Regions from separate parts of the Mus musculus genome. Here region 2 is linked to region 1. A link is a loop called in an ENCODE intact Hi-C map of the cell type or tissue named here. Cell type or tissue: left cerebral cortex. All regions are shown on one strand. Each heading gives the region's core, and the rest is flanking DNA. Links, peaks and the distances in the headings are about the cores only. Region 1 overlaps Hs3st5 (heparan sulfate (glucosamine) 3-O-sulfotransferase 5). Region 2 overlaps Hs3st5 (heparan sulfate (glucosamine) 3-O-sulfotransferase 5).

Region 1 (16,263 bases), core at 4,294-12,293:
AAGCTCCTCCCAGAGAACTATTTGTATGTACAGATTTTATACTTTGTAATCAATGAAATCAGAAAGCTTAACCAAGATATAGTTTGCAGGTTGCAAACTACTTTCCTATGGGCTTTTATATCAAAGCTAAATGCTTTATGCTCTGGTTGCTCTCTTGATCACAGTTTTTAAATACAAAACTGCCCTGTAGGGAGTATAATAGCAAGCATTGTAGCTTGTATGAGGAATGAAAGGTGATAAAACTTCTTTTATAGTAATCATTATAGAAGTGTGGAGAACTGGGACGGCTGTACCATTACGGTGCAGGGACACCATTTCCTCGGTTTTCACAGAGGCACAGCACAGTTATAAATGGCATCTTTTCTTAAATGCCACACTAGCCTACTAGGCCAAAAGGATTCACTATAGAGGAAACACCACACAGTTTTTGTTTCTGTTGTAATTACATTTGTACAATCTAATTAACAAACCAAAAGCCATCCTTTGAAAGACACTAAACACTGTGAATCAGCTATTACAGAGTATAACCTCTACCAAAAAACTTGCTATTGTTTTCCCTGCAGGTCAGAGGAAACAGTTTGACTATTTTGTTTCTCTCTCTTTTCTTTCCTTTTTGTTTTTATCCTCTTTTCTTTTTTTCTTTCCCTTCCTTAGCTTTTCTTTCCTCCCTTCCTCCTTCCCTTCCCTTCCCTTCCTTCCTTCCTTCCTTCCTTCCTTCCTTCCTTCCTTCCTTCCTTCCTTCCTTTCTTCCTTCTCTTTTCTTTCTTTCTTTCTTTCTTTCTTTCTTTCTCTCATTCTCTCTCTCATTCTCTCTCTCTTTCTCTCTCTCTCTTTCTTTCTTTCTTTCTTTCTTTCTTTCTTTCTTTCTTTCTTTCTTTCTTCCTTTCTTTCTTCTTTCTTTCTTCCTTTTTTCCTTTCTCTCTTCCTGAGCACCTAAATAATTGGTGGTTGGTCAGGTCTAAATGGAGAATTTAATGCAGCTTTAGAGCCATCATAGAAAGAGTCTTAAGCAGTTGAAGTTCTCTCCTGCAGTTTCTCTATCAAATTATGCCCCTCTGATGCAGATCAGGCTGAAACTGGACTCTGATAGAGGGGATCACACACACAGAGCAGTGCAGCCCAGAGGGATTCCACTCTCTCAAGGCGCTCAGTTCCATCTCCTGCTTCTGGACAGTTTTGTCTTTGGAGGACTGACACTACTGAGAACGATTCATTGTTCAAGGAGCCTTAAATCCCAGATGCTCTCCCAGAGCAGATGCTGAGTGTTTTCTCTTCTGAAATATAGGCTTGTTGGGAATCCACTTATTTTTATTTTTAAAAATCATAACTTGACAATATCTAGGTGATATTTACGTTGATACTGCCGTATCTCCTAAGGATATTTAAAAATATTAAAATGAGATACCTTATGTATCATACTGTGTGACTCATTTTTTTAATTGCAAGACATTAATATTCATGAAAAAGATAGCATCAAAACAGGGTTGCAAATGATCCAGTTTTATTTTTTTCTTCTGGTCCTGCTGATGGCATTATCAAGGAGCAAGTGTAAAGGCAAACTGGGGGGACCTCAACTTCATGCCTGACTCTGGGGACCTGGTTCTCATCAGAGCATTTCTCTCTGTGTAACTGTCAATGGACACTCATTCTCAGGCCCCCTAGAAGCAGACTGACAGGCCTGTCCTCTGGAGAGGATGGGAATCATGTGTTCAGTCCACCCACTGTGACACTCAGCGCCTTAGCACTACTGCTAATTGCACATGTGATGTCAGAGATCTTGGCTCAGGAGCAAACAGCAGGCTAATTAAACAGGGCCACAGTCATGTATGTTTCATACAAGGGAGCTAGCCAATCTCTGAACAGAGTTCTTGTTTTGTCTTCACCTGTCAGTACGCCAGCACAGTTAAGGCCTCGTAGAGTAATTGCTCTAAGCATCTAAGCAGCTGCAGGTCAGCAGTGAATACAATGGAAAGACCAGGAAACAGAGTCAAGTCAATCATTAATTTGACAGATATTTATGAGGCCAAATGTTAGACAGGCACTGAATCTCGGGTCCTGTAGTCCACTTCCCCGGCTGATAGATAAGATAATGTCTGTGCCATGTCTAGGGGAAACCTGATTTCTGCAAGGCATTAGGAAGCTCTTATAACACTCTTGTGGACAGGATGAAAAAAGGTGGGCTGTCTCATAGGAAGATTGATATGAATGTCTGATGAATGGATGGTGCCACTGGGAAAGAGATCCATAATGCCAGGCCTAGGAGCTAAGAATTCAGCCGTTTCTTATTCTACATTTGTTATCAGAGCCTTCAATGAAGACTTTACACAAGGCCTCTTTATCAGCTTAGTAGACAAGTGCTTTGGCTCTGGGTTTGAGACTGCTTTGACACATGCCAGGATTTAAATCTTGCAAGTTTCTGTTTTCTTATACAAAAAAAGAAATGTCTATACTATCATTATGGAGTTACTATGAGAACAAAAGGAATGCATGCTAACTGAGCACATGTCCATAACCCAAAACATATTTTAAGGAACAACTACTCAGAAGGCACAGATAAACAACTACACAGAAAACACAGATTTCCCTCTAGTATACACCAAAATGAAGATTAAAATGATCCTAACTGGTAGAATAAGGAATATATTAACAACTAAAGGCATAAGGAGACTGTGTAGTCATTTTTAAGTTTTGTAAGTGCTTCTTAACCTTACTTAATTCTATTATAAATGTGACAGATAGCAGCGCCTTGATCCCCTTAACACTGTAATAATGGAGTGTGTGTGTGTGTGTGTGTGTGTGTGTGTGTGTGTGTGTGTGTGTTTTGTCTTCAGAGATACTTCCTTCTGATGGATCTGGAGACTAGGGCATATAAAGCTGAAGACAACCATGTCTGGTGTACATCTTCCTGCTGTATTTTCATAGACTTTTTTTTAATTCAAGGAATGTTCTCTCTCTCTCTCTTTCTCTTTTTTAATTCTCCCATTTTCCCCATACTGATACATTTAACAAAATAAAGGATGCAGGTTAACAAAACAAAAAGAAAAAAAAAACAAACAAAAACGAGTGGCAAGACTATTTTAAATCATAATTATCTACTCTCCGTTGTCCCTTTTCAAGTCTCTTCACTAAGAGACAAAGTGCTTCACTAGGGCAAGGGAAATAAGTCTAAGAGCAGAGAACCGCCCACTACAATCTGCCACAGCCACAGGCATGTATGGGTTAGCCAGCACTTCCTCAACAGAGGAGTGAACATTAAAGTCATATATAGGAAGCAGATGCATCGGTATCTCACTACTGCTGCTTTAGAGATGAGTTGCTATGGAATAAGACCACATTCTTCCTAGGACCACACACATCCTTTCCTGCACTGACAAACAGTAAAGATGCACTTCTTCTCACCATTTCAGAGTCTGAAAAATCCTGAGTGTCTTCTGTGGCTCTTCTGACTCTGTCCTCATCTGCAAACAGGGGTGGAGGAGTAGATATGGATGCGAGTCAGTTCCCTTCTGAAGTTTATACTTTTAAAATCATAACCAGACAATTTCTAGGTGACGTTTGTGCTGGTAATGCCATGTCTACACAAGAATATTAATAAACACAACATATTAACTTATCACAATAAGAATATTAATGAGTAATATTTTAAAATATTAAAAAGAGATTGGTCATATTTCAGACTGTGTGACAAGTAAAACTTAGACTGAAAACCAAACTATCAGTGTATAAAGGCAAAGAAATGCAGCCATACTCTACTTGATAGAGATTCCCAAACCATATCCAAGTGGTTCCTTTACATCTTTTTTCAAGTGTGCATCAAGTGGCAAATAAAACAGACACATCTGGGAGAGGGGGTCATTTAGTTGAATAATCTCATGTGTCAGTTTCATATGCTTCTATTTGATTTTGAAGTTCCTTCTGTGGTGTATCTGTGCTCCAAGTAGCTAACCATAGAAAAGATTGTAAAGGCAGAAACAGTAGAGGGCTAAATGGCCATGTACTTCTCAATGTACTGGGTAGAACTCTGACAGCACAGAAAATATATCTACACAAATTAGATTTCCTATACTTTTAAGTATAAAATTCACAGTTTATCTCACTCCTCACAAACTACTCTCCTGTATTAATATTTTTTACAACAGTGGCCTTTATATGCTATTCAACTATTAATAAATACTGACCCATGTTAACTATACTTTAGTCTGTTTACCAGCAGTCTTTTTGTTTTTTTTTTGTTTGTTTTGTTTTTTTTGTTTTGTTGTTTTGTTTTGTTTTGTTTTGGGTTTTTTTTTTTGTTTTTTTTTTTGTTTTGTTTTTTTTTTTTTTTTTTGTGGTTTTTCGAGACAGGATTTCTCTGTATAGCCCTGGCTGTCCTGGAACTCACTTTGTGGACCAGGCTGGCCTCGAACTCAGAAATCCGTCTGCCTCTGCCTCCCAAGTGCTGGGATTAAAGGCGTGCGAGACCACGTCCAGCTACCAGCAGACTTTACTGAACAGTGACTCATGGTGGTAAATAGATTTCAAGTAAAAGATTCATTAACAATTGAGCTAAATTTTTGCATGTGCTCTTATCTGAAAAAAAAAGAAATGCTAATGTGTGAATAATTACTCACACTTATTAATGTGCCTATAGGTCATGTATATTTATGCATAATATTTCTGATAAGTAAACAGGTAAATATAGCTCTATAGTAAACACCAAAATGAAACTTAAATGTATCCTTTTTATTAGATATTTTCTTCATTTACATTTCAAATGCTATCCTCTTTCCTAGTTTCTTCTCAGAAAGTCCCCTATACCCTCCCACTCCCACACCCGGCCCTTGTCCCCAGCCCATGCACTCCTGCTTCTGGCCCTGGCATTAAAGATACTTTTGCTGCAACATTTGATCTCTCATACAATCCAGATAATTAGAATCTTGTAAGCTACTAATAAAATATCTACACAGTAAATGCAAACACATATTATCACTTCTGTCAAAGTGCAAGGCAGGAGCGGGCATTTGTAAGCTTGGCAGTCCATAAGCTTTACCAGGTGGAAAGAGTTTAAACAAAGGATCTTTAAGGGGATAAGCGAGTGGAATATGGAAACAGATGCATAAAGTCCTGCATTGTTTTAAAAGGCACCACAATTTCAAAACTCTGCACTAAAAAGGTTCATCAATGACATCCCTGGCTGAAGAGTGACAGTTTCTAGAGCCTCCGGGAGCTGGTAAGAGAACCTGGCCCACTGAGTGAAACTAGATATTTTGCAACACGATGGGAGTACATGGTTCTTTGGGAAAAAAAATACACAAAGAATCTGACTAAAGGTAAGCATCAGCAAGTGGAACTTTGTTGAAATCCATCCTCATATTTTACAGCTTGAGACATTCCCTGGATTCTCCATGATAACACTACTAGCCACTAGTAGGGTTAGCCATTACTTCAACCGATCAGCAAACATTAGAATTGTGATACTGTACAGCGTTAGCAAGAGTTGGATAAGAAGAATACATCACAGGACATGAACAGCTCTGTTTTTTGCAGAACTCCACTTTACTCACTAAAAACAACTCATCTGTGCTAGGAGAAAACGCAAGATGCCATGGGAACATGCAAGCCATGAGTGGCCTTATGCATCTGTATGCTGACAACTTCAGTGAGGGAATAAGGAACCAGATTTGAAAACCCAAAGACACAAGAGAAATATTGCTCATGGGGAAAGATGTCCTTGAATACTTGTGTCATGTCTTTTAATATAGATTCAGGAAATTATTTTTCTGAAATTACACTCATAGCTCCAAATTGTACAGTTCTGTAGGAATCTACTAAGTTCTCTCTGTAGATAAAGTACTGTGTTAGATTTGAGAAACAGAATGAGTGTGGTTGATGCCTTCCTTCTAGGCCTGGCAGTATCACAGAAAGCAACGGGCATTCAATGGGTATGTGCATGTTGTAAGATACTATTATTCATTAATAGGAGTTTAAAGGAGCAGATCTGAAACTGCAACAGTGTGTCACAAGAGTGAATATGGTTTAACATATTCTGGCAATAAAAATTGAAGCATTGCTTTTAAGAATCTTAATAAACATTAAGATTCTATGACTTCCTATCACTCATTTAAAAAGTGTGATTATTTACAAAGTTCATTCTCTTACATGACAGTGTTATCTCTTATCCTTCTTAAGTAAAATATTAGTAGCAATTGAAATTGAAAGTAATTGAGAACTCTTTTGATTAGTTAGTGTGTTGTTTAGAAAATGGTTTGTTTGTCTGTGTGTGTGTCTGTCTGGATGGGTTTATGTGTACCACATGTGTATTGGTGCCAGGACTCTAGTAGAAGGCATTAAGGTGCCCTGGAACTGGAGTTTAAGCCACTTGATATGGGTACTGGGAAACGTACGTAGATACTTTGCAAGAGCAATCAGTCCTCAGCTGCTGAACCATCTCTCAAGCCCTCTTTGTGTGCTGATTTAATGACTAAAATCAGACACATTAAGTGACAAAGACTGACTAAGGTGATTTTCCCCTTGTCAGAAGGTATAAATTATCTTTTTTTTTAGAGGAAAATATCTTAATAAAATAGAAGTATGTGATTGATCTTGATTTATTCTTTTATTTCAGATGTAGATGTCTAGTAGGGTTAATATTCTAGGTACATTTTATTTTACCTTTTCTGAAATCATTTAAAAATAGAGAAGAATATTTACTAGAGTCTGCCCTGGTAAGTTTTCTGCATAAGTTAATTTTATAACAGAACAAAATCCATGCTACCATCTTCATCGTGCAAGTCTCACAGGTGTTTATTGCATGCCAGAAGAGCCAAAATCAATGTTCCTATAATACCCAGTTAGTCATCACAATCTAATAAGATTTGGGATATTGATGTTCTAGTTTCATAAATGAGAATTATGATGATTAATCTTTATAATGAACTTGAGTGGACTTAGAGATATGGATGAGGGACCCTAATATGTTTGGTCAGATTTTCCTTGGAAAGTCATCTTCATTCTGAAGGTTGCACATATGCATTAGCAGGACTCGGGAGAGGTAAAGAAGAGGACAAGTTGCTTTAATTTTCTCAGGTGGGAACTCGTGGTCAAAAGCTTTCAGTCAGCCCATGAGAGTTAAGGATGAACAATGAATGTGTGATTCAAAGAGACCTATTCCCAGGAGTAAAAAAGTCTGCATTTAGTCTTGGTACCTGTTATGGGTACAATGTGAACTGTCCTTCAAAATGCTCTTGTTTTAAGGTCACTCAGATAGTGCTACTGAGCAGTTGATAGCTTCCAACAATGCTGAAAACATTTGTATGTTTAATCACTTAATGTTACCTGAATGCTGGCTAGAGGTAGGAATAAGTTTGAGAAAATAGGTGGCTGGAGCCATGCCTTTGAAGGATACATCCCTAAATCTTCTTCCTTGCCTTTTATTCCTGACCACCATGAGGCTCCGAATAGCTTCATTCTGATAAATCTTTCCACTATGATATATTTCCTCATCTCACTCCACAAGCAACAGCCTTCTGCCTATGAACACAGGCCAAAAGGAACCTTTTATATCTTTAAGTCCTTTATATCAGATATTTGGTAACACCAATAATGCAGAATAACACAGTATTCAGGGTTTTGGTATACTTTTAAGGCATCTTTATTCTGAATATGCCGTTCTCTATTCTCCCTATACTATATGACTTCTTATCTATCTGGAGCTGAATCCTTAACTTGAACTCAGTTTCAGGACTCTCCTGCTCATTTCTATCCCAGAAAATCTGAGCATATGGCAGAGTTCTCCACCGCATCCTGGGGGCTCTATTTAGAATAAGCTAGGTCTCCCAGGACCATGACACAGCTCTCTCATAGGCGACTATCTGCTCACCACCACTTAAGTATGTCTGCCAAGTTTAAGAGAATGGAAGGGCAGTCAAGGACATAAAAGGATCTTTTAAAGGAAAAAGCAGCCTCATGGATAATTAAACACCATTCCCAATGTTAAAACGACACTGTGTATTCATTAGATTTTTGTTGGCTTTCCATATCATCAGTGACTCACTAAGTTGGCTATTCAAGCTGCAAACCTCACTGTCTGCTGCTGCTTTTCTCTCCAATATTAGCCAGTGTTTGAAGTTTTCAGAATGGTTTTGAGTTATTCCTGCCAAAGTGTCATCCTGAAGGCTATACTTTAGAAGTATGTATTCATCTAATGGGAGATGAGCACATATGTGTGTGTGTGTGTATGTGTGATATGTTAAATGAGGTAATAAGAATGATCACTCATTTTAGTCAACATAATCTTCAAAATGTCGTCTCAAGGTAAGAGTAACCTAGGCCTGCTGGGAGCCACAGAAAATGATTATTAAGTGATCAATGGATTATGGCAGCATGTGAGAAATACTAAGCGAAGGTCATGCTTAAGTTTATAAATGATAGAGTTACCTGGCTTTATTTCTTCACTGTGGCTATAAGCAAAATTAAACTATCAATCATCTTCCAACTTAAGTAAAACATAGGACAATAATTCAGATACATAGATGCCAGGCTAAAATACATTAAACCATCCAAAAAGCAATGAGGAATAATGAAAACTCTTACAAAAAAATTACGGAGCAGATATTTGGGGTACAATATGTGTCTGGAAACAAAAATTAGTCTGGGTAAGCTTCAGTTCAGTGATTTAGTGATCAAAAACTTCTTTCCAGTCCCCTTTTCATGCTCTTCTTTGCCATGAGAGCATTGGGCTGCATCTTCAGCCTCAATTCTTCATCTCACGCCCAAGTCACACTGTCTTTATTATTCATAGGAAGAACATGCCATACTTTCTCAACTTATCAATAGATCAACAACATTGACACTACTCTTACTGAATTAGGTTTGAACTTATTTAAAACGTTCCTAATTAGGAAGAGGACCAAGGGAGAAGGGGAGACAACAGTGTAAGCAAAGTACAATGATACTTACATATAAAAATGTTAAAAAAAAAAAAGGAAAAGAAAGAAGGAATGATGGAATGAAGGAAGGAAAGGGAGGGAAGGAGGGAAGGAAGGAAGGAAGGAAGGAAGGAAGGAAGGAAGGAAGGAAGGAAGGAAGGAAGAGAGGGAGGGAGGGAGGAAGTGCCACGGATGGATCGGGCCCAGTTGGCCTCTCTCTATCCGTGTGGAATCAGGGTTTCAGACAGATGGGCACAAAGAGTCGGTGAGAATTGACAAACAGACCCAGACAAGGGAGTGTTGAATCTGAATGTATTTTCTCCTAAAGAACACCAGCCTTTTAATACAGAAGAAAAACAAGAAAGCCAGGCGAACATATCCACCAAGTTACAGTGACACAAAACAAAAAAGAATGCATACATAAAAAGATGGTGTGGAGCCAGGCCATGTTTACCACTGAGAATAGGAACAATCCTTAATTAAAAAGATCTGCTAAACACAGGAGCCAGGTGAATGCTCTGATGCAATGCTAGTCTATTGTTAAACCCACCACCAGGGGTTCTTTAGTAAATACCTGATTATGCTATTCCTCTGGGCCTAGTGAAAAAAAAACCTGGACCAGGGAGTTCTACTAACCCTTTCATGTGACAACTCACCCATTTCCTAGACCATTTTGTATTCCTGTTTGGGTGTGATTCGGCTATTGTCCTAAGTAATTACTATGCAGACTAGCCCTGAGCTTTCAAGCTCTAGTCAAGTAAATTGTAATGCCTGATTATTTTCACTGTCTCTACTAGAAGTAAATTTGAGTGTTACCAAATTGGTAACATTCTTACTGAATTCCAAGCTCAGGGTCAGCTTCAAGGGCTGCCTAGGACATTGGAACACAGGCAAAGGCTTAGCTATATGTCAAAATCAATCCTAAAAGGCACTTATAATAAAACAATACTGAAAGAGAGCACATGGATCCATGCACCAGACTAACGCAGGGACAGGTTTTGAGTATACAGCTATGGGAATGCCAAGGTTCCAGGAGGCTGTTTCCGTGAAACTCGCCTCGTGACTGCTTACAGGCTTTTAGGCCTGCCAAGCAGACTTCACTGGAGTGGACGTAGCAAGGAAGGAAGGAAGGAAGGAAGGAAGGAAGGAAGGAAGGAAGGAAAGGAAAGGAAAGGAAAGGAAAGGAAAGGAAAGGAAAGGAAAGGAAAGGAAAGGAAAGGAAAAGAAAGGAAAGGAAGAAATTTAAGGAACTTTTAAAGGAAAATTAAAACCAAAACAAAACAGGAATGATTGGGCTTCAGTAGACATGTGATTCTCTGTTGGCTTCAGAAAAGAGAAAATAACTTATTGAATAACAATTCTATCCATAGGCATAGCCATTCTAATGTAACAGATATAAAAATCCCTGGGCAAAACACAAGATTTAAGAAGTGTTTCTGACTGATATCCATTCAATCAGCAGTTACACAAAAGTCAGTAAAATGAAAAACAAAAACAAAAACAAAAACAAAAACAAAACCACCATTCTGATATGGTATGGATAAGGATGCAATCAGAGGAATACATGATGACTTCTTTTCACATGGCATCATATGTTAAGGACTTGTGTTTTCTTCAGTCTTGTCTTTAGTGAATGGATTCTTAGGTACAATATTGGCCTACTAATAAAATGTGGCATCCTTATAGGTCAATTTTATTGCCTCTCCACTATACATTTATATAAAATGAATGCGCCCTCTAGTGGCTAGTGGTGATTTATTTTAGATTTGAGTACCTTCCTCCATAGCACACACTAAATGGTCTGTAATCATTAATTCTCAAGGGGGGTGGGACATCTTCCTGGAGACGAGGATGGAGGGCTGGGGGGGGGGGGGGAATGAGGAACTGTCAGAGGGCAGTCTGCAAGAGGGATAACAACTGAACTTTAAAAAAAAAGATAATTTTTTAAAAATGTTTTTGATTTTATAGGTATTATCAATCATTCCTATGATGATAGACATTTAAACCTGTATAACTTACATCTTTAAAAAATAATGAATCTTTTATTATATGTTATCATCAATAATAATATTGCAAAAATAATTACAAAAAAATTCAAAGCGTAAAAGTGTAGGAAGTTAGGAAGGTATCTACTATTTTATATGCTTACAAATCTACTTAACACATATATGGCTTATTCACAATCTGTCATAAATGCCTCAGTAGTCGGTGTGTTCTAACATTACATTTGTGTTGGTAGAGAAATAAAAAATTGAGCTCACATAATTCTGCAAGTGGAAAAGGAAAGAGTGATTTAATACCTTTCATGTAATTTTGAGCATCATTCTTTCTACTACAGCAAAAGTTGACAAGCAATAGTGTCTTAAAGGGTAGTTGTAATGTGGAATCTGAAACTATATCAATCAACTCCAGCATATTAAAATATATTGACCTATTTTTCACTTTGAATGGAGTTTTAGCAAGCATAAATTATAAAGTAATGCATTGGACTCTTACAAAGTACTGGTGTTATTTCTGAAGATTTTCTACCTGTTGACACATTTCTTTATTCAAAATTCACATTTATTAATACAACCAGTTACTTCATCAGAAAAGCTGTCACACTAATGGTGTCATAAGCATAGATTTTTTTCTAGTACTTTTTCTTGAAATCTGGAACCCTATATAAACAAATATTATCAACTTTGATCATTTCTTGACAAAATATCTGTAAAATAGCTAAGTATGAATGATGCTACAATGCTAATCCTTTTTTTTTACAGTAAAATAACTAGTACAATGAAAATGTGGCTAGTTCAGCTAGCAACTCAAATAATCCACCTGAGCCTTTCTCTCAAGAAAATATTTGTATTGGTGTATGCAGAACAAATGTTTTGTATGTATACTCGATTTCAGTACATAGTGTATTAATAAAAGCATATTCAAGGGTTGATAATATAGTTAGTAACTTGTACTCTTTCATTACATTCCTAGGTAAAGTTGTCTCCTTCTACTCTCTTCTCAGTATGAATGCATGACAATCAGTTTGGAGCAACTCACAAATGAGTTTTGTCCCAATCATGCAAATAGCAATGTAATGAAAAGAAAAAAAATAGCTTTGTCTTTTAAGAATCTCTGGCTAGTGACTAGAGGTAATCAGGAGTCTATGGGCCATACTTTGAAAGTTTTCCCCTATATGTTCACTATTAATCATATAACCATAAAAATGATTATAGACTAAATAGTCTCATTTAACCCTAGAAGACAAAGAGGTAACTGCTAAAAATGTGCCAAGTTTTATTCAGAAATCTAGTGTAAATAAAAATGTAATAAATGATTTATAACATGGGAATCCGAGTCAGAGACCTGATAGTCCTTATCTGTTTCTGAGTTTGCTAGAAATCATCATCCTGAATGCTCAACACCCATGCCCTGCCTGTGAAACATAAGATAAAATTGCTTCTTTGCTTCATTTTAAAAATCTCTTCATTCCTCCTGAAACCTATTTCTGACCACCAAAGAACAGGTAGCAGTAGGAGCTGTTGCAGACTGGGGGAAGGATATGGGAAACCTGTATACAATTAGCTGAAGTAGCAAGAGCAGAATAAACATATTCCATACTTGTTAAGCAAGGGACATTATCAGGAAATGCCAATTACACTTCTATGCTTGTTGATATAGGAAGTTGAAATTAAGATTGTGGGTTCTGAGAGAAAATTCTATATTTTGATTCCTAAGCCCACGTATTCTATTATATCCATAGTGCAGGTCTAGATCTAAGTTGGCTAGGACATCTTTCTGATTGTTACAGGATGCCTGTGGCTACATAGTACTATGGTCAGTGCTTAAATCATATCAACACTATTATTCTTTCTTTTATGAGAATAGTGAAGAGGGTCACATTTGAAGAACGTGTATTACAACTGGACTTACTTTTTTTCCTCACATAAATATCTATTGAGTATTACACTAAGATTTTTAAGGACTACACTAAAATCCCCTGTTTGATATAACAAAGAGATGTCTAAGAGTTTTATTGCTATATTAAAACTTAATATAGAAACTAAGATTAAAATTGGATTTATTGATGCTGGTCTAAAATACGAACTTAGAAGACATTCATAAAATAATTTTGATATTAAAGCCCATGTAAAATACAACATATCATATGTAAATTCTACTTTAAATTATCTCCCCATAAAGGTAAAGGGTGAAAAATTTGCATTTAAAAGTAAGAAGCAGATGAATGAGCATTTACTAGTGAGATGAGGTTAGCTTTTTTTTAATGGACAGCATGATTTTGATAGTAACACAGCCTGGAAAACATGAAAATATTATCATTTTACATAGCAGGAATGTGAGGTGAGGTAGTATTTATCCTCAACAATATTCATGTTTATCAGCTTTGTGTTGTGTGACTTATGAGTGATTTATGAGTTTTGACCATTTTGATACACACTCTATTCAGATTTTTAACGTAATTACTTGATTTTCTGTATTAAGACTAAAGCAGTAAAAGTCTTACTGTGTTGATTCATGGTGGATGCTTAGAAGTTGTGTGAGAAAAACTGATTAACTGGGACAACATATATCCTGCCACCAATCATGGGAAAGAAATAAGTAAATAACAGAATAGTTTTTATTTCATGGAGTAAGACTAAATGTCTATTAAAACACTGAGCTGAATTTTACCCACTATTAAGTATAAAATTTATCAGGAGTAAACTGAAATTTTACAGCTCTTTTTCAATCCTAAGTCTATTAATAACTTTCTTACCTCTGTTCGACTGGTTTGCATAGTGCAAAATATTCTCATTTTATACCTACTTCATAGTTCACTGACCACTTCATTATAAATAAAAGAAGGAAACAGATCTTTCACAATATTTTGACCTAGCCACTGAAGTGTATAGGGTTTGTTTCAGAAGCCCAAGTAAAGAGACAGGAGCTATAGACATGGCAATGAAGTGATTCTCCTAGTGGCTCTCCCATGCCAGAAAAAAACTTGATATGCCCTGGGAGACATCCTCACCCCTGGTAGCTGAGGCCCACTTGTCATGGAGGACCTAGGATTCTCAGGCAAGAAGATTTAAGACAAGAGGTCCGGAGTCTGCACAACACCTTTGCATAAACTGGTAAAAAAGGAAGCAAGGTTGAGACCTGATTCCACAAAGCACCTTTTTTTTGTAGAGAATTTTGAATTCCTTTGGCATGTGGTTAATGGTACCAACAGAGCCTCTCCTCTCATTTTAATAAAGCAGACTTAGAGGAGGTGAGGCCAAGGAGGCTGACTTTTCACAAGAAGTCACCCAGAGGCTGAAAAGAGAGCACTTTGGTCATGATCTAAGAAATCCTTTCTCATTATCCACATATGCGCCAGAGGAAATGAATTCTCTAGAAAGTATTTTCTTCATAACCGAAGCTTGTAAGATACTTACAATACAAAGAGAATTGCCTGGGGCATGGATTTAAGTATTTAATAAGTGAAATTTTTCCTATAGAACTGACTTGTCAATCAGACATATATATGTATTTCTTAAGTATTATCCAGTGTAATGAATTAAATAGTAACCAACTGGGTTGAAATGTCATAAATCCTTTTGTGTTAAGCATCACCATGTTTTGTTTTCGCTTTTTATTTTTGTTTTTTTGTTTTTTTTTTTTTGTTTTTTTTTGTTTTTGTTTTTTTTTTTTGAGACAGGGTTTCTCTGTGTAGCCCTGGCTGTCCTGGAACTCACTCTATAGACCAGGCTAGCCTCGAACTCAGAAATCTACCTGCCTCTGCCTCCCAAGTACTGGTATTAAAAGCATGTGCCACCACATCATTTTTTAATATGAAGCAAAAAAGATTGAAAAAATATAGTACTACATTTGTCTTTGCACCAAAATTATTGAACATTTTAAGCAGAAAATTAAGTTTACGTTAAATAATGTCTGCCAGAGCTCTTCTTCCAATATTTATTTCATAACTATAAAAGTTGATCTAAAGAAAAGAGTTTCTAGACTTATTTATAGTTTTCAACAAGCCTTTCAATAAGGTCTGAAGGGTAAGGTGTAGAGAACCAAACTTCTGAGCTAATGAAAGCCATACATGTAAATTTATTCTTTCTGTACTGCAGCAGCAGGGAAATAGAACTTAACCAAGGAATGGTTGGAAAAAAAATAATGCTGTAGTTTCTATAGAAGACAAATCTAACTGTAAATTCAAATTCTTAGAGCTAACACAACATTTTCAAGTTTTCAATGCCCTAGTAGGTGGCTTCTTAAGAACACTCAACACATTTATTACATAATAGCACTGTGACAATACTCAATGAATTATTTATGTAACAGGACCCTGAGGATGCTCAATGGATTTATTCTGTACAGCACCTGATTCACAAACACTCTGCATGCACCTGTACAGTTGATACCTGTACCAATCAGTGTATGAGAAGAAGTGGTTCCATAAGAAAATGTTTGGGATTGTAGTTACTTTACAACAAAGAAGAAAGAAATAAAAGTTTTAGGCTTATCTATGTAGTGTGTAAAGCTCTGAGAAAGTAACATCTACAGCAGTGCCAATCCAAGTTTTCAAACTCACAGGTACTGTGAAGAGTAAATATGCCCAAGTATTAAAAATGCTTTTGGTAGTAGAAGAGGCAACTGTGTTTTGTATTAGGTACTAACCAATAGCTTCTTTCTTCCTCCTTGACACTCAGAAAAATCTATTGTTTTTCAATTAATTTGATTGTAGATAAAGCCTCGAAAATGATCAGTGTGTGTAAGATGTATGTTTAATGGTAAAATGATATTCTCTCATAATTTTCAGTGATAAGTGCACATATCAGTACTTTTGGCATATTTCAACTTGTATAAACTCATTTAAGCAATTAAATTTTCCCTGAAAAATAGAGTTTGGCAACTCCATAGTTTAAACTTGCAGACTATAAATATCTTGAGGTTGAGTAATGCTGATACAGGCAAAGGCACCAGAATTTGTTGTTCAGTCAGAACAATAAATTATATAAATGAAGAAATGGAGCTGCCATTTTTTATTCATTGAAATAAATATTTCCATTTCAAAGAATCAGATACGAACACAAAAATTATACATAGTAGGGTGCCATGCTAACTCTACAGTGTCTTAAGGAAAACATTACCAGGTGGGTCATGCTTTCATTTTGGCATTTTGATTTCATATTTGGAAGTACATATACCAGTGCAGTATGAAGGCTTACTTCTGAGCAGAAGGATTATGGCCAAATTAAATTACTCTCTGTTTATATCTTAATTTAAAAATAGCAATTTGAAATATTACTACTAGTTAAGAAGATATCCACGTGCATTTTCCCCCTCCCTGAAAGTACTTTCTATAGTCCTTGCTAAATCACTGCAT
Region 2 (16,263 bases), core at 3,740-11,739, 240 kb before region 1:
TTTTTCCTTCTCCTGCTCCGTGGACTCTCCAACTGGTTACTGCTTCTCTCATTACCCTTATCTGTGCAGAAGAAAGCACAAATACGTGTTCAATAGTCTTCCTAATGGCACTGATTTTCTTTTATTTCCCATTTCTTTCATGTCCTGGACACTTTCATATATTTATTTATTGCTTTGCATTTTATATAGCACTCCACACATATATCATTGAACTCTTAAAGTAAATTTAGTTTTAATTTGCACTCCACTTTGAAATATTGAAACAAAAACCTCAAGGAATTTAACATATACTGATTTAACATCGTGAGATGCCGAGGGGGAAAATGCTGAAAAGGACAGGAGTTGTAGGTTCTTCTGTGTTTTCCCAAGTATTCTGACAGCTTATTCCAGTCTTGCTTAGGGGTTTCTATTTCAGCTTATAGTTACACATCACAGTTTGCCTTCACCATGGAGGGAAGCCAGAGCAGGGGAACTCGGATGTGGCAAGAGCTGGGAGACAGGAACCTGGACCAGAATTGATGCAGAGCCCATGGAGGAAGGCTGCTTACTGGCTTGCTCCTGATGGATCAATTTGTTTATTTACGTACCACAGGACCACCTGCTGAGGGGTAGTGCCACCTACAGTGGACAAGGCCCTCACACATTAAAATCCATCAAGAAAATGCCCCTCTGGCAGATATTATAAAGGCATTTTCTCTACTGAAGTTCCCTCCTCTCAAATGACCCTAGCTCCAGGTAAGTTGACAGAAAATGATCCAGCACAACCCACTAGCCTCCGTTTTATTATTGAGTAAGAACAGATATTCAATATGGCTGAGGGGAATGGGAATGGCATTCGGTCCCTGCAGAGAGGAAGTCACCAGTTAATGGTATGATCTTGATCACCAGCTGATTCCTTATTCTTCTGGATATTTATTTTCTTGAGGTTTAGTATATATGGAAAGAATATAATGTTTACTAATTTCATTAGAAATAACAGTAATCAGAATAATTGCTAAATTATTATGTATGCTGTTAACTCTCTATGCACTTATAGGATTCCACTGGTAGGAAAATCATTCACACACATATACATACTGCTGAGGTACTTGAGTGTGTCTCTCTTAACATCTACAGTTGATTCCATCTGCTGGTAGCAGACTGTGTTTTCCTGAATAACTGTCATCAGGTTATTTATTTCTTATTAAAAATAAGAAATTAGGGATCCTAATATTGGTGGGAAGGATGCTGTCCTTTGTTTGGAAACCTAACATTTGTAGAATTCGCCCTCTGCCAAAGATAAGGAGACTTGATTTTTAAACGTAAGGCTTAGTTAGATTTCAAGATTTTTCTCTTTCAAATAAACGGCAAAAAGAATGGCACCTGTAATTTTAAGCAGAATAAATAGATAGGACAAATTAATCAGTAGACTTAGTGGTGGTTGCCGGCCACACGGATGGATGTGAGCATCTCTCACATTTTCCATCTCAATGAGGCCTTTGCTTGTTGTTGTTTTCAGACAATTGACATGATCAGGCAATCTGGGTTATGAGTATACTTCGTAACTAATTGTATGTAAAATCGCAGTAATGTTTCCCCAGCTCATCAAGGGGATTTACTGTGAAGTCTAAACTAGGGGCACAAAAGTTGTTGCTCTCTCCCCTTTTTCTCCACATTTACCTTTAATTCACTAATGAAAACGAAATTTAGTACAGGAGACATGGTGAAAACATAGGTTGATGGGCATGACAACTATGGGAATGCAGAATTTTATTTTTCAGCTTTAGGAAGCTTTAGTAATTGTCTCCCATCCCCTATTGAGTTAACCTGTTCCTCCCTTCCCCCTTTTTCTGGCACGTGATAAACAGATCGAAAATAAGTACAAATGAAGTAAAATGAGAAAATACCAAGATAAGCAGAGATTGATCAGGACATCATCATTGTTAAAAGTGAGGCTATCTTTGTAAGGATGTATTAAATGAAAAACAAGAAAAAAAAAACAATGAAGTCATCTTGGTAATTAGCTTCAGGAATACAATTCCCTTCTCAGCAGTGTCCCCCACTAGCCCCATGAGTATTTCAAGAATGTCTATGCCAAACTTGTGTTACAAATGTGAATACTTAGTTATTTAGAGAAAATAAAGTCATGACTACTCTCCTCATACAGAAAGAACCATGCTCTCAGTTCAGGGGGCCTAATGAGAAAGCCACTTTCTATTTCAGTCCCTATTTATTTTCCAATTCTTCAGGGACTAGGTGGTATTTAACAATGAAACAAGTAGTGTTCCCATGTCTAATTAAGATTTTCTTGTCAGATTAATAAGTCATGTCTCATTAGACCAATGAACTGGAAGTCTTAATCTGTACCTTGGCATGCTAATCTTGAAATGTGGTTGTGGATCAGTATTGAAGGATGTGGAACAAACAGATTGTCTCAAGCCACCTAGTCTTCAGGTGCCATTTTCACATTGTTGATTCCAATGTAGCCCCACCCACAAACTCTCCTTAGTGTCATTCCAGGAATACTGGCCTGAAATGACTGTCAGAGGAAGCCATGGTCATGGATCCTTTTCTAGCAGTGCAAGCCGAAGCATCTTTTCATTCTTTCTCCATGACTTGTGCTTCTTTCTATGATGGCATTCTTTTATTTGCCTCTCACACAAGTGAACTTAAAAAGTGGCCAGAGTATAGCATAGAAGAGCCATATTAGTTTTCTAATGGAGGCTGGCAGGAAGCTATGCAACCACACCTGTGCTGATATTCTCTCAGAGGGCTGGACTTGATTTCAGTGACAGAGTGGAAGGTTAAAAAACAAAATAAAACAAACAAACAAACAAAAAAACCCCAACATTATATTTAGCTGACAATGTCCTAGATGGTTCCCCCATTGTTTTCTCAAGAGGACACTCATTCAGTAGGCCAAAAATTAGCTGGTGGAGAGGAAAGCAAAAAAGTTTTATTTCCCTAATTTCAATCATACCTTCATAAAGTTGACAAATAGGGCTAGGTTGTCTCCTAAGGTGATTCTCATTTTAGAATACTCTTCCTTTAGTGAACTAAATTGTCCCTAGCTCCAGGAAGCCAAACCTTTTTTTTTTTTTTTTTCTTTGCCATTATATCCCCTGTGCATTGTGTATGGTGGGCTCTTCACACAGATTTGCCTAACGACTGAGCAGAGCAGTGTCTGCTTTGTCATTGCCAGAGCCAGCTGAGCCTTTACGATGAGCTCAACCCTAGGAAACTTCTCATTAAGGAGTTCATGCCATCATCTGGAAAATTAAAATAAATAACCTGGAATGGAGCATGCCTGTTCTGTCTGTGTTAAATTACTGATGAGTAAAGCGAATTTGGGGGATCTTAAGAGGTTGGAGGAGGTCTTACAGACCTCATGAATGTTGGGCCATAGGAATGTGATAGTTATCCTGGATTGTCAACTTGATGGGATTTTAAATCATCAAAAGTACAGATTTCTGGGCATATTCATGAATGATTATCTAGACTAGATTTACTGTAACCAGAAGACCAACCATAAATGTGGGTGGCACCATGGCATGGCCTGGGGCTGAAGACTGAATAAAAAAGAGAAAGTAAGTTGAATGTAGACATTCATATCCCTGCTTCTTATCACCCTACCACCCTGACTTCTCGTCATGAAGTACCATCAAAGAAATAACCACCAACAGCAACCTGCCCTTTCGGACATAGATTTAGGTATTTGATCACAGAAATGTGCAAAGCAACCCATAGAAGTCATAATTTGATAGTCATTTTAGTTTTAATACCTGGAAAAATAAAACACACACACACACACACACACACACACACACACATAATCACCAGCGGCCTGGCATTTAATATATACATAATCACATTTTGTTTTGATAACCTCATGAGATTGATAAGACTTTCCACATTTGACAGAGCTAAGGTCTAGACAACCTTACTGATGAGTCTAAAGTTACATAGGAAATACAAGGAGTTGAATTTGAACTCTAAGCTGTGGACCTCCACATATACTGTGCTGCCTAAACAAAAAGTATTCTGCATTACTGAAGAGCCTTGATCTCAGGCAAGATGCTGACTGTGCTTCTAGAACATACATCTCCTAACCTGGCTCCTCCCACAAAGCCTGAGAGTCTCCCCACACTGAATGTTTGGCTTCGTTTGCCTTCTAGGATTTTGTGTTCACGTTGCTTTGTTCTGCTTCTTTGTTTGTGTGATTCCTTGTGTGATATCTGTCTGAGGTAATTCTCCTGGCTAGTGTTGATTCTGACTTTTGGATGTCAAAGTATCCTTGCTCATTTCCCCACAATTTCCTCCTGAGTTCTGGCTCTGTCTTGCTCTCTGCATTTGTGTGTGGCCATGGATCTGTCTTGGGCTTCCTGCTTTCTGCTGTGCTCCTCCAGCTGACCTCCTCATTCTGCAATACCCATATCTTGTATCTTAAGCCATTCATAACAAAGAGAACACAGGCAACCCAAGATGGGGCTACTAGCTGAGTCACACTAAGGAAACAGAGATAAGTTTGCATTAGGTAGGAGATGAAGAGGTGGTTTTGTTTACAATAAAGAACAGAAATATGACACTAGGGAAATAGCTCACATGGTGGCTAACATCTGATACTACATTGCTATGGGCTGAAGAATAAAAAGACCTATCCTAGAGGTTCTCTAGCCATCCAGTTGACACAAAACAGTAAGTTCCAATGCAATGAGATCATGTTTCATTGAGGAATTAAAGTCCTAGTGCCAACTGCTGTTTGCAAGGACAAGCACACACTCCTTCCCACACGAATATGCCAAACTCTCTCTCTCTCTCTCTCTCTCTCTCTCTCTCTCTCTCTCTCTCTTTCATTCCCTCCCTCTCTCTCTCATACACACACACACACACACACACACACACACACACGAGGGGGAAAATGGAAACAAAAAGCTGGGTGTGGTAGCTTGTCTTAGGGATTTTTATTGCTGTACAGAGACACCATGACCACAGCAACTCTTAAAAAGGAAAACATTTAATTGGGACTTACAGTTTCAAAGGTTTTGTTCATTATCATCATGGCAGGAAGTATGGCAGTGTGCAGGTAGACATGGTGTTTGAGAAGGAGATGAGAGTTTTACTTCTTGATCCACAAGCAGCAGAAAAGGATTGTGTGCCACACTGGCACTAGATTGAGCATAGGACATCCCAAAGTCCCCCCACAATGACACACTTTCTCCAACAAGGCCACTCCTCCAATAGTGCCATTCCCTGTGGGCCAAGCATTCAATCACATGAGTTTACAGGGGCCATTTCTCTTCAAACTACCACATGGCTCATGTGTATAATTTTGGCCATTTGGAGGTTTAGGGGGAAGAACTGACAGTGAGTTCAAGGCCAAGCTGGGCAACATAGTTACAGGTTAGACAGGGCTCTGGGATTCTATCTCAACTCATAAGAAAACAAACAAAAAGTGGAAGTAATATTTAAAAGGCAATTATATTACACACATATTTACAAAGGTTAAACTTGAGTGTTTATATGACTATGTAGGAATTGGAGCCCAAGTTCAAATGAGTAAATAAAAGCCCAGAAAAGGCCCAATTATGTTGAAGAAAATATGGTTTATTTTTATTTATTTATATTTAATTTAATTTAATTTAGAAATATGCTTTCTTAAAAGCATTGACAGTAATGCAAGGAGAGATTAGAGTAAGGACACCAGATAGGAGACTGATTTTGATTTAGCCAGACACTAACGGCTTCCTAGGCAGTAGCTAGGGGTAGAGATGTGCAAATGGAGAAACAGACATGAGTAGAGGAGTATTCTTAAGAAAATGTCAATAGGGCCATGTAAAAAGACAGTAAGATATCTACAATTTCATGGTTGCTACTAATTTTGAAAAAGATTTTGCTTCCTTTGGGAATGTGTAGAGAAAGGTACTTAACAAAAGATCAGCCAGTCCAGCATTCCACTGAATGTCTTCGGTAAGTGAGACTTCACTGGATGGGAGAAAGCAAAGGATCAGCACATGTGGCTCTAATGTCATTTGGGGCTAACTATTCTTGGATTTTCTTTTTTTTAATTTCAAAGCCATGAGCAGAGGTATATGAAATGCTGAAAAAACAAACTTTTATTGAAAAGCTACACTAGAACTCTTTCTGTACAGGTATTAAATATAAAAAAGACTGGAGTTATTTTTTACCCCTTCCCAAAATGGTAGATATATTTAAGATATACATTTTATTGTAATAATCTTAAACATATGTGGTGAATCTCCATGTTAAAGTGTAATGGGATTTTCTTGGAGGTTCCTTCCCTCCCTCAGAAATGCTATGTTCTATAAATATGAACAGAACCATGGAGTGTTGGGGTAATGATATTTTTTTGTATACTCCTCATTTCTTGAGTATGGCTATGACCTATGACTGTACCTGGCCAGTAGAATGTGGTAAATGTGATAGGATATCACTCGTCACTTTATGATATTGTATACAATTTTCTCTCTAATCGACTTAAATTCGTCTTCTTCTTTGTTCCTGGCTTTGTAAAAGAAAGTTCAAATGGACCTTTAACTACAGGAAACTAAATGCTTTCAACAACCATGTTAGCATAGATAGAAGTCTCACCCATAGTTTAGATGGGAACCAGCCCTGGCAAATGCCTGGCTGGTAGTCCTGTGAGAGCCTGCAGCAGGGAACCCAAGTAGACCATGCTAGGATTGCATCAAACTCAAGATCTTGTCTCTGCCTCCTAAGAGGCTGGTGACAGATGTGTGGGACTACATCTAATGATGCATGGATTATTTTAAATTTAATTTTATTTATTTATTTATTTTAGCTGTAACAAGAGTAAAGATTTCTTAAGCAGAATAGAAAATCAGTGTGATTTGGCTTGATCCCCCTCTTTTGTTGCTGTGTAAACAGTGAGAAGAGACTGTATTCTCTCAGCTGTCATGCTGAGATCCATAAGTCATTCTGGATTTCTGTCTGTTTCTTAGGATAAACACAGAGCATCTAAGTGCTCTACATACTCCCAGTCCTGGCTTCTTACTTGTTTCTTCCTTTCTATGCTGCATAGAAATGTCACCTCCAAAGAAGTGAGATGCAGACCTCACAATCCATGCCTTTCTTCAAGGCTGAAGGCTATGAGAGGCTCACATGGACCCACACAGTGAGATGGAGAGAAGCAAGAATTTTGTCAAGGACCGAAGAACACAGGATGGATGGGATGCTGTCCTGAGGAAGGGCAGTGTTTGGGCCTTTGCTCAGCCCCAGTTAATTCCACTGTTGCGCAGGCCATCAGTGGCCCAGAAATTACCTTGCTTTACTGCAGGTGCACTTTAAAAGCTCAAGTACCACTTCCTGCCTGAACTAAGTGTTAGCCCCAGCTTGGATCTTGTCTCCTCTCACCTGTCTAACACCAATTCCCTAAAATGAAAATCTGACTAATCCCACAATATTTCCAGTGGCATCCAAATAAATGAATCCACTCCAGTATAGTACTCAGAGGTTTTCCTTAGTCTGGGTGGCCCTTGTACCTCTCCACAGATTTCCTATGCTATGCAACCACCACACAGTCTATGTTTCTATAAGGCCCAGTGAAAAGTTATGCTATTTCTAGATTTCCATTCTTTCTGAAGTTGTTCCTCTCATGAGGCACGCTCTCACTCATCATGTGTTTGGCTACGTTCATCTTATTTTTTTATAGGCATACAGTAAGCCTCAGAAAGACTACACATTTTTTTTTTAAGTAGCAAATCTCTATATGACATCTGGGATGAGCACAAGGTGAGAAAGCATTCAGACTTCAGCATCTGAGCATTTGCACAGCGGACATTGTTATGGTTACACTTTTGTTGCCATTCTCTTGCCGATGTGTGTGAGATGTGGAGGAAATCAGCTTGGGCTAGGTAACTAAGTCCTCTGAGTATGTTTAGACATGAAAACTGATCTAACTGATGAGTAAGCAAAAGAATTAACCAAGGTTGGAAATTTACTAGGAATGTAGACGCCACTAGGGGGCTGTCTCATATCCCACAAATTCTGACCAACACTACAGGGTAACCAAATAATGAGGAATGGCTTTGTAACTGAAAGTATATGCCTTAGTCACATTACTGCTTGCATGTTCCCATAAAGCCTGAATATGTGACTTTATTATTTGAAGGTTTGCTAGAGTTAAGAATGTATTTGTGCTAAATAATTTAGCAATGCAATGTAAATATACCCCTGACAGAGAATGGTACACTGCTGTATTGCCCCCAGTCTCTTTGGCACAATAAAAACAAACAAAAAAACAAAACAAAACAAAACAAAAAAAAACCTCATCTAGCTTCTGATTACCTTTCTTCTTGAGTAATGCAAAGTAAAACAATTAAAAATTTCCCACTAGAACAATTCAGCCACATCAGCAGGTCTTTATTCGAAACACTCTTTACTGATATAAAATATTGATATATCTGCATATTGAGACATATAAATGCATATGCAATTGAGAATTGAGTTAGTTAATAACCATATGGAGTACGTTTTTAAGGCTGATGCTGGAAGAGGGTAACATGCTGTTAAGAATATTTCTCATCTGTTCTTAAGCAACTCAAAAGAAGGGTGTGTTTTAAACCTTTCCCCCTACAACATTTAACTGCATTTATGATATTCCTCATTACTAAGGAATGAACTATTAGTTGTTTATTTTCCTTTCTATATTATGATTTATTTTTGTTTCCACAGATTTTCAAATTTTAAGAATAATTCACTGTTTATTTGCTACTATCCTAAGATCTTGTGGCATAAACACATATTAAAAAACTGTGCATAGAACTATAGTGTCCTTTGTGCTCTGAAAAGTGTGAATTCTTAAAATCAAATAAATCAGGGTTATTTAAGTCCAGGGAATATTGGAGATGAGAAAAGCAAGGCATTTTCCCCTGGATTTTCCTTTTTAAATTATTTTTCTCCTTTTCTTTTTTTGTAGAATCTAGTAATATTCTTTGAGTTTGTTAATTACTAACAACTTCCATATTGAGTTTAACTCCATTCATAATGAAAAAAAAAGTCCTAGGGCAAATTTTTTAGCTTGGTAAATGATTCTTTTTTTTCTTTTTCATGTTTGTGATATATATATATATATATATATATATATATATATATATATATATACACACACACACACATATCACACACACATATATATACACATGTTCACATGTAGGAGTGTGTGGTGTGTGCATGTTTACAAATGAAAATGCATATATGGTGTGCATTTGTGCATGTACATTCACATGTGTGAGTGGGTATGTATGCGTGTTTATATGTGCAAGTGTCTGTGTACATGTTTACATGTACTAGACTATGTATTTGTGATTGTATACCATGTCCAGATGTGTGAGTGTTTGGTGTGCATGTATGTGGTGTATAAATGCACGTGCCCATGTGTAAGTGTGCATGTTAACATATGAAGAAGTGTGGGTGTGGTATATACATGTATGTATGCATTTCACTTAACTGTGTATGTGTGTGTGGTGTGTATACATGTTTGCATGTGAGAGTGTGATGTGAATGTATGTATGTATGTATGTATGTATGTTCACATGTGGGAATTGTGTTTGCATGTTTTTCTCTGTGTGTGTGTGTGTGTGTGTGTGGGTGGGTGTGGGTGTGTGTATGTTTGTGCTCATGTATGTGGCTATCAGAAGTTGATGTTGGGTATCCTCCTTGACCATTCCTTATTTTATTTACTGAGGTAAGATTTTTTTACTTAGCACTTGCACTGCCACCTGGGATCCTGTCTCTGGCTTTGAGCAATGGGACTGACCATCGGGGTTTCCAGCATTTATATGGGTCCTGGGGATCTGTACTCTGTTTTTGGGGGGGGGTTATATGCTTGTATTTGGTTTTAGTTTTACAAAGACCAATGCAAGACTTGCTTATATGTCACCTTCTTCAGCCCTCAAAAATATGAATATGTGTCCCAGAAGGCAAGACTGGGAACTAAGTAGCAGCAGTTGCTGTCAAACTCAAACTTTCTGCCAATCAAATAAAGAACACCCTAAAATGCTCAAGGTAGCTCATAGGTGGAGTTATGATCTTTTGCTTAAGCTGGTTATTTTTTTGGTTTTTTTTTCTTCAAAAGTTCTCTTGATAAAAATCTAGGTATTATAACATCAAACAGACAGACAAATAAACTGCCTATCCAAACAAACAAGATGAGGTAGCTAGCTAAATCCTTGAAAACACAAGGTAGGCATCATATCTGAAGGCAGAAATAAATGTCTAATCACTTACTGATACTGTATCGCATACACGGTACTGTATGCAGTTTCAGACTGCATGGACAGTGCACAGAAAATAATTTTCATTCATTGTCTCAGACACATCTGTACATAATATTTTGAAGCAATATTTGCATTAAAGAAGGAAAACTAAGAATTACTTAACAAATGGCTATATTAAGCAGCTATGTCAATCATAACACCAAAAGAGAAGTATTTCTTTTTATCTTGACCATGATTTTCTGAGTTAGTTTGAGAGTTTATCTTGAAATGAATAATTGTGTAATGCCATGGACACTCACTTTGGCGGTTTCAGTTACTACATGAGTTAGTGTGTTCCAGGAAGGAGAATTCATCTTGTATTTATGTATATACATACATATATATAATTGCATACTCACACACATATATGCATGGGTCCATATGGGTGCCTTTCTCCTTGAACAGTTTTGAAATCATGTACTTCTGATAACACAGTGAATTGCAATCCACAGTTTCCATCTTAACGGAGCTGATTGTGCTGTAGGAGTGTCTACAGCTATATATGACCACAAAGGTTGCCACCGCCCAGTGAATGACAGGCGGCAGAGATGCTAGTAGCTGGTCAAGAAATCATGACAGGCAAAATTGCCTGGCTCTGGCTTGCTTCATTTTGCCTAGAATGACTCCTCATCCCAGCCCCAGGGACATCCTGAAGACCTAAGGTCAGCAAATTCTTCTTATCTTAAGAGCTATATGCTAATTGCAAGTATCTTAAGACAGGGGCCTATTCCAAAAGTTTTATTGACTTAGGCCATGTGTCACACCATTCGCCTACCCGGCTTCTAGAAATGATAATTTCAAAGTTTTTACAAATTCAGCTGCTCCACACCCAAACCTTACAGATCCTAAAACCGAGACTATTGCCAAGATCCTTGGCTAATCAGGAGCAACAAAAAAAAAAAAAAAAAAAAATTGAAAAATGAACCTTTCTTTGTGAGTAAGTACCTAAGGCCCCCAAATCAAATTAGATAGATTTAGGTTTCCAAGCTATTGTTGAGGGGATGGCTAGGTCCCTTATTGGTTTATTAAAGTTTTTTTCTAATCCTAATAGTTATTACAAATAATCCACATATATTGGTGGGTGATGACCTCTTTCCTCTTCCACACTAACTTCCCATTCTAATTGCCTAATATTGGAGAGGACATATTGCCCAGCCGTGCCTAAACAGTAGAAATCCCTACAGATCTGACCCAAAGCTTCATGATTATTATAACTCCTGGCCCTTTCTCCTATTAGTCAATATTTGCAAGTGTCATAACCTATGAATAAGGAACAAATTGGAAAAGTTCTATCAGAAAAGAGAAAATAGGACTGTCTTTCTGTAGGCTAAAGGAGAAATAAAACCATTTTGTGGTTTCTAATCTATGCCGTCTTTGGCCTTTATTGTAGTTGTCTATGAAGAGCAGCCTCTATAAGTAAAATTATTCTTCTATGGTGGTTTTTGTCTTGAGGCATGAGATGAAAAGTCTTATATTAGGAAAATATGTATTTTGAGCTATGTACAACATATGTGCAACAGGCTAATTGGCAAGTATGTAGCATGCACCTATTCTCACACACTCCTCTCTTTGACACACAAACCTTTCATTTCCTCTTGAGTTTCTCCTGAACACAGGTACTCTGGGTCATTTCTTTCAAGCAGAGACTGCAGACAGTGAACTGACAATCCACTGCACCTCTGTTAAAGAGAGCATTTCTGATGTCTGGACATGTGTAGTCTTGTGGAAAAGAACCTTATTTCCCTCCTAGACAAGAGCAGCAGCATGGCTAGCAGTATTTCCCCAGAGATGGCCTGATTTAAAAAAAAAAATCGATATCAACTCTTGACACATTTTCATTTACATCAGCACATGACTTTCAGTCGGGGTACAAATCAATAGGCAGGCTTTTAACACTACTCAACTCTTTCTTCCTATCGCGCTGCAGCCGGGCCATTTGCCTTAACATACTATGTTTCTTCAGGAGCAAGTTTAACTGTTTTTTTTTTTTTTTTTCCTGTGACTAATCACAACAGCCTAAACTGAAACATTAATCACATGACCATTTCTTCATCACCACTTACAGCCAATTGACTTTTTACTTAGTGAAACCATTTGCAGAGACTGACAGTTATTCTAAAAGGGCCAAGGGGCAATGGAAAAAAGAAATATCTAGTTTTAATACATATGTGATATATGGTTTCTTAGGGTAACACTATGCTGGACAGTCATTACATGCCTCAGACTTTGTGGGAACTATCTACAGACAAGGTAGAGACTGAGACTCGTTTAAAATGGAAGTGTTATTGAGGGTCCTGGCATTTGCTCTGAGGACAATTAACCTGTTCTTTTTCTTTAAGCTACAAGTCGCAAAGGGTCACTAATGATTGGCAATGTGTTTTCTCTGACTTTTGAAAGCTGATTCTTTTTTTTTCTTTTGATTTTCAAGCTAGCTTAAAAATTCACTTAGATCTGAGGCCACACGAGCCTGACAACCTCTGCAGTATTGGCAGGCTTCAGTAAATGTAACAAGTAGTTCATTACTGTGGTAACTCAGATTTCTAAATAATGAATCAAATTCGTACATTATTCAGAACCCGCAACGGGGTTATTAAGCTGAATAAGCAGGGCCTTGCAGAGGTTTACAGCATATTTATCTAGGGCAGTTCCCCAGCACCAAAGAAGCTTGCTTTAGAAATATCTGAAAAGGCGACCTCCTATATCGCATCACATTCTATCTGCAATGGTATCTTTTAAGAGTCCTGCTCAGTAAGATGTCGGTCGCCCCCGATGGTCCCCCAGAGCTCTCTGTTGATGAGTGCTGAGTGTGGAATGTTCCCCCTGTTGCTTTACAGGCCTGTAAGTATGTGAAAGAAACAAAGCTATCTTTAGGAGGGACAGCTTTGGGTGTTTCCTCTACTGCCTCCATGCTCTGGTATATGTATGAACTAGAGGTTTGCATGTAGCTGTACTTAGGCCATCTGACGTCAGATCTGGAACATTTGCAGCACACAAGAGGTGTGGACTCTCTGAGATATGGCATTGACATGCAGCAGATCTGTTGGCATCAGGAGAACCCACTACTACTCCTCGTCTGTCTTCCTGTCTTCCTACTCCTGAGAATGAGTGCTGCTGTTCCAGATGTTTGGACATCACCATGACAGGTGTCTTATGCCTGTGCACCTTGCATGAATGAAGGAAAATGATGGCTGAGATAACTTAAGGTTATAAACCTTAACTTCAGTAAATACTCCCCAGGAATTATATATTACATATATGGCCTCAGGACTTAGGTGTTATTTATTTCCCCATTTGGCAAGCTCAGTTTACAGCACTCAATGCATGTGTCTAAAAGTAACACAATTTACGCTTAGTTCAACTCAATCATTAAAGTTGTATCGCCATGCCAACATGCCTCATCTTAGCTGTGGCTATATGTAAGAAGTCTGCCTTCTTTTTTTTTTTTTTTTCTTTTTTTTTTTATTAGGTATTTTCCTCGTTTACATTTTCAATGCTATCCCAAAGGTCCCCCATACCCACCCCCCCAATCCCCTACCCACCCACTCCCCCTTTTTGGCCCTGGCATTCCCCTGTACTTGGGCATATAAAGTTTGCAAGTCCAAACAGGCATCTTTGAACTGCAGACTATGCAAGGCTTCTCTTCCTCTGGGAAACAGAAGTAGTCAGTCCAGGATAGATATTTTCTTTAAAAAGCCCAACTCATTTTTCCCCCCTTGGGATTGCACACATCCTCATGCCTAAGTTTTTGTGAAGGATTTTTAAAACAGTTTTTCAGCTCACCTTAACATCCAGTGCTGCCCTAGTAAGCAGCGTGAGTATGTTTGGAAAAGAACCAAATAGCATATGCTACGACCTCAGCCTCTGATGGCTTCCATTCTTATCCCTGAATCTTGTGACTTAGCTCTCTATTAAGGCCTTCTTATAAAGCAATATTTAAGAGGCAGAATACAGTGATTTTTTTTTAGATGTTTAATAAACATATATATTATGTTTATTTATTTTTAGATATTTTCTTTATTTACATTTCAAATGCTATACCCAAAGCCCCCTATACCCTCCCCCAACTCTGCTCCCCAACCTACCCACTCCTGCTCCCTGGCCCTGGCATTCCCCTGTTCTGGGGCATAAGATCTCCCCAAGTCCAAAGGCCTCTCCTCCCATTGATGGCTAACTAGGCCCTCTGCTACATATAAAACTAGAGACATACCTCTGGGTGGGGGCGGGTACTGGTGAGTTTATATTGTTGTTCCTCCTTTGGGTTGCAGACCCCTTTAGCTTCTTGGGTACTTTATCTAGATCCTTCATTGGGGCCCTGTGCTCCATAGATGACTGTGAGCATTCACTTCTGTATTTGTCAGACACTGGCATAGCCTCACAAGAGAGAACTATATCAGGGTCCTGTCAGCAAAATCTTGTTGGCATATGCAATAGTGTCTGGGTTTGGTTATTGTATATGGGATGGATCGCCGGTTAGGGTAGGCTGGATGGTCCTTCCTTCTGTGTCAGATCCAAACTTTGTCCCTGTAACTCCTTCCATGGGTATTTTGTTCCCCATTCTAAGAAGAAGCAAAGTTTCCACACTTTGGTCTTCCTTATTCTTGATTTTCTTGTGTTTTGCAAATTGTATCTTGGGTATTCTAAGTTTCTGGACTAATATCCACTTATCAGTGAATGCATATCATGTGTGTTCTTTTGTGATTGGGCTACCTCACTCAGGATGATATCCTCCAGATCCATCCATTTTCCTAAGGATTTCATGAATTCATTGTTTTTAATAGCTGAGTAGTACGCCATTGTGTAAATGTGCCACATTTTTTTTTGTATCCCTCTGTTGAGTTCTTTCCAGCTTCTAGCCATTATAAATAAGGCTGCTATGAACATAGTGGAGCATTTGTCCTTATTACAAGTTGGAACATTTTTGGGTATATGCCCAGTAGAGGTATTGCTGGATCTTCTGGTAGTACTATGTCCAATTTTCTGATGAACCGCCAGACTGATTTCCAGAGTGGTGGTACAAGCTTGCAATCCCACCAGCAGTGGAGGAGTGTTCCTCTTTCTCCACATCCTCGCCAGCATCTGCTGTCACCTGAATTTTTGATCTTAGCCATTCTGACTGGTGTGAGGTGGAATTTCAGGGTTGTTTTGATTTGCATTTTCCTGATGATTAAGGATGTTTTCAGATGCTTCTCAGCCATTTGGTATTCCTCAGTTGAGAATTCTTTGTTTAGCTCTGTGCCCCATTTTTTAATAGTGTTATTTGATTTTCTGGAATCCAGTTACTTGAGTTCTTTATATATATTGGATATTAGTCCCCTATCTGATCTAGGATTGGTAAAGATGCTTTCCCAATCTGTTGGTGGTCTTTTTGTCTTATTGATAGTGTCCTTTGCCTTACAAAGCTTTGCAATTTTATGAGATCCCATTTGTCGATTCCCAATCTTACAGCACAAGCCATTGTTTTTCTGTTCAGGAATTTTTCCCCCTGTGCCCATATCTTCGAGGCTTTCCCCCACTTTCTCCTCTATAAGTTTCAGTGTCTCTGGTTTTATGTGGAGTTCCTTGATCCACTTAGACTTGAGCTTCTTACAAGGAGATAGGAATGAATCAATTTGAATTCTTCTACATGATAACTGCCAGTTGAGCCAGCACCATTTGTTGAAAATGCTGTCTTTTCTTCCCCACTGGATGGATTTAGCTCCTTTATCAAAGATAAAGTGACCATAGGTGTGTGGGTTCATTTCTGGGTCTTTAATTCTATTGCATTGGTCTACCTGTCTGTCACTGTACCAGTACCATGCAGTTTTTGTCACAATTGCTCTGTAGTACAGCTTGATGCCAGGCATGGTGATTCCAACAGAGGTTTTTTGATCATTGAGAAGAGTTTTTGCTATCCTAGGGTTTTTTTTTTTTTTTTTTTTTATTCCAGATGAATTTGCAAATTGCAAATTGCCCTTTCTAACTCAATGAAGAATTGAGTTGGAATTTTGAT

What was found. Peaks named below come from ENCODE experiments on the same cell type or tissue, not always from the same donor. Only the 100,000 strongest peaks of a DNase experiment are listed, where the experiment ranks them.
Region 2: a loop joins it to region 1, with 7 times the contacts of the local background. A loop is called at or near these places in 12 of 42 quality-filtered maps.

The regions. Positions count from the first base shown.
Region 1 is chr10:36,541,209-36,557,471 of GRCm38, reverse strand. All of the region lies in intron 1 of Hs3st5 (heparan sulfate (glucosamine) 3-O-sulfotransferase 5), which reads right to left. Among named protein-coding and RNA genes, the nearest start is that of Hs3st5, 43 kb to the right of the region's middle. In left cerebral cortex, for the core only: a CTCF peak has its summit at 10,629 (motif pointing left); DNase peaks (open chromatin) are centred at 8,039 and 10,631.
Region 2 is chr10:36,783,701-36,799,963 of GRCm38, reverse strand. The region is part of intron 3 of Hs3st5 (heparan sulfate (glucosamine) 3-O-sulfotransferase 5); the gene reads right to left. Among named protein-coding and RNA genes, the nearest start is that of Gm22554, 16 kb to the right of the region's middle. In left cerebral cortex, for the core only: a CTCF peak has its summit at 7,970 (motif pointing right); a DNase peak (open chromatin) is centred at 7,938.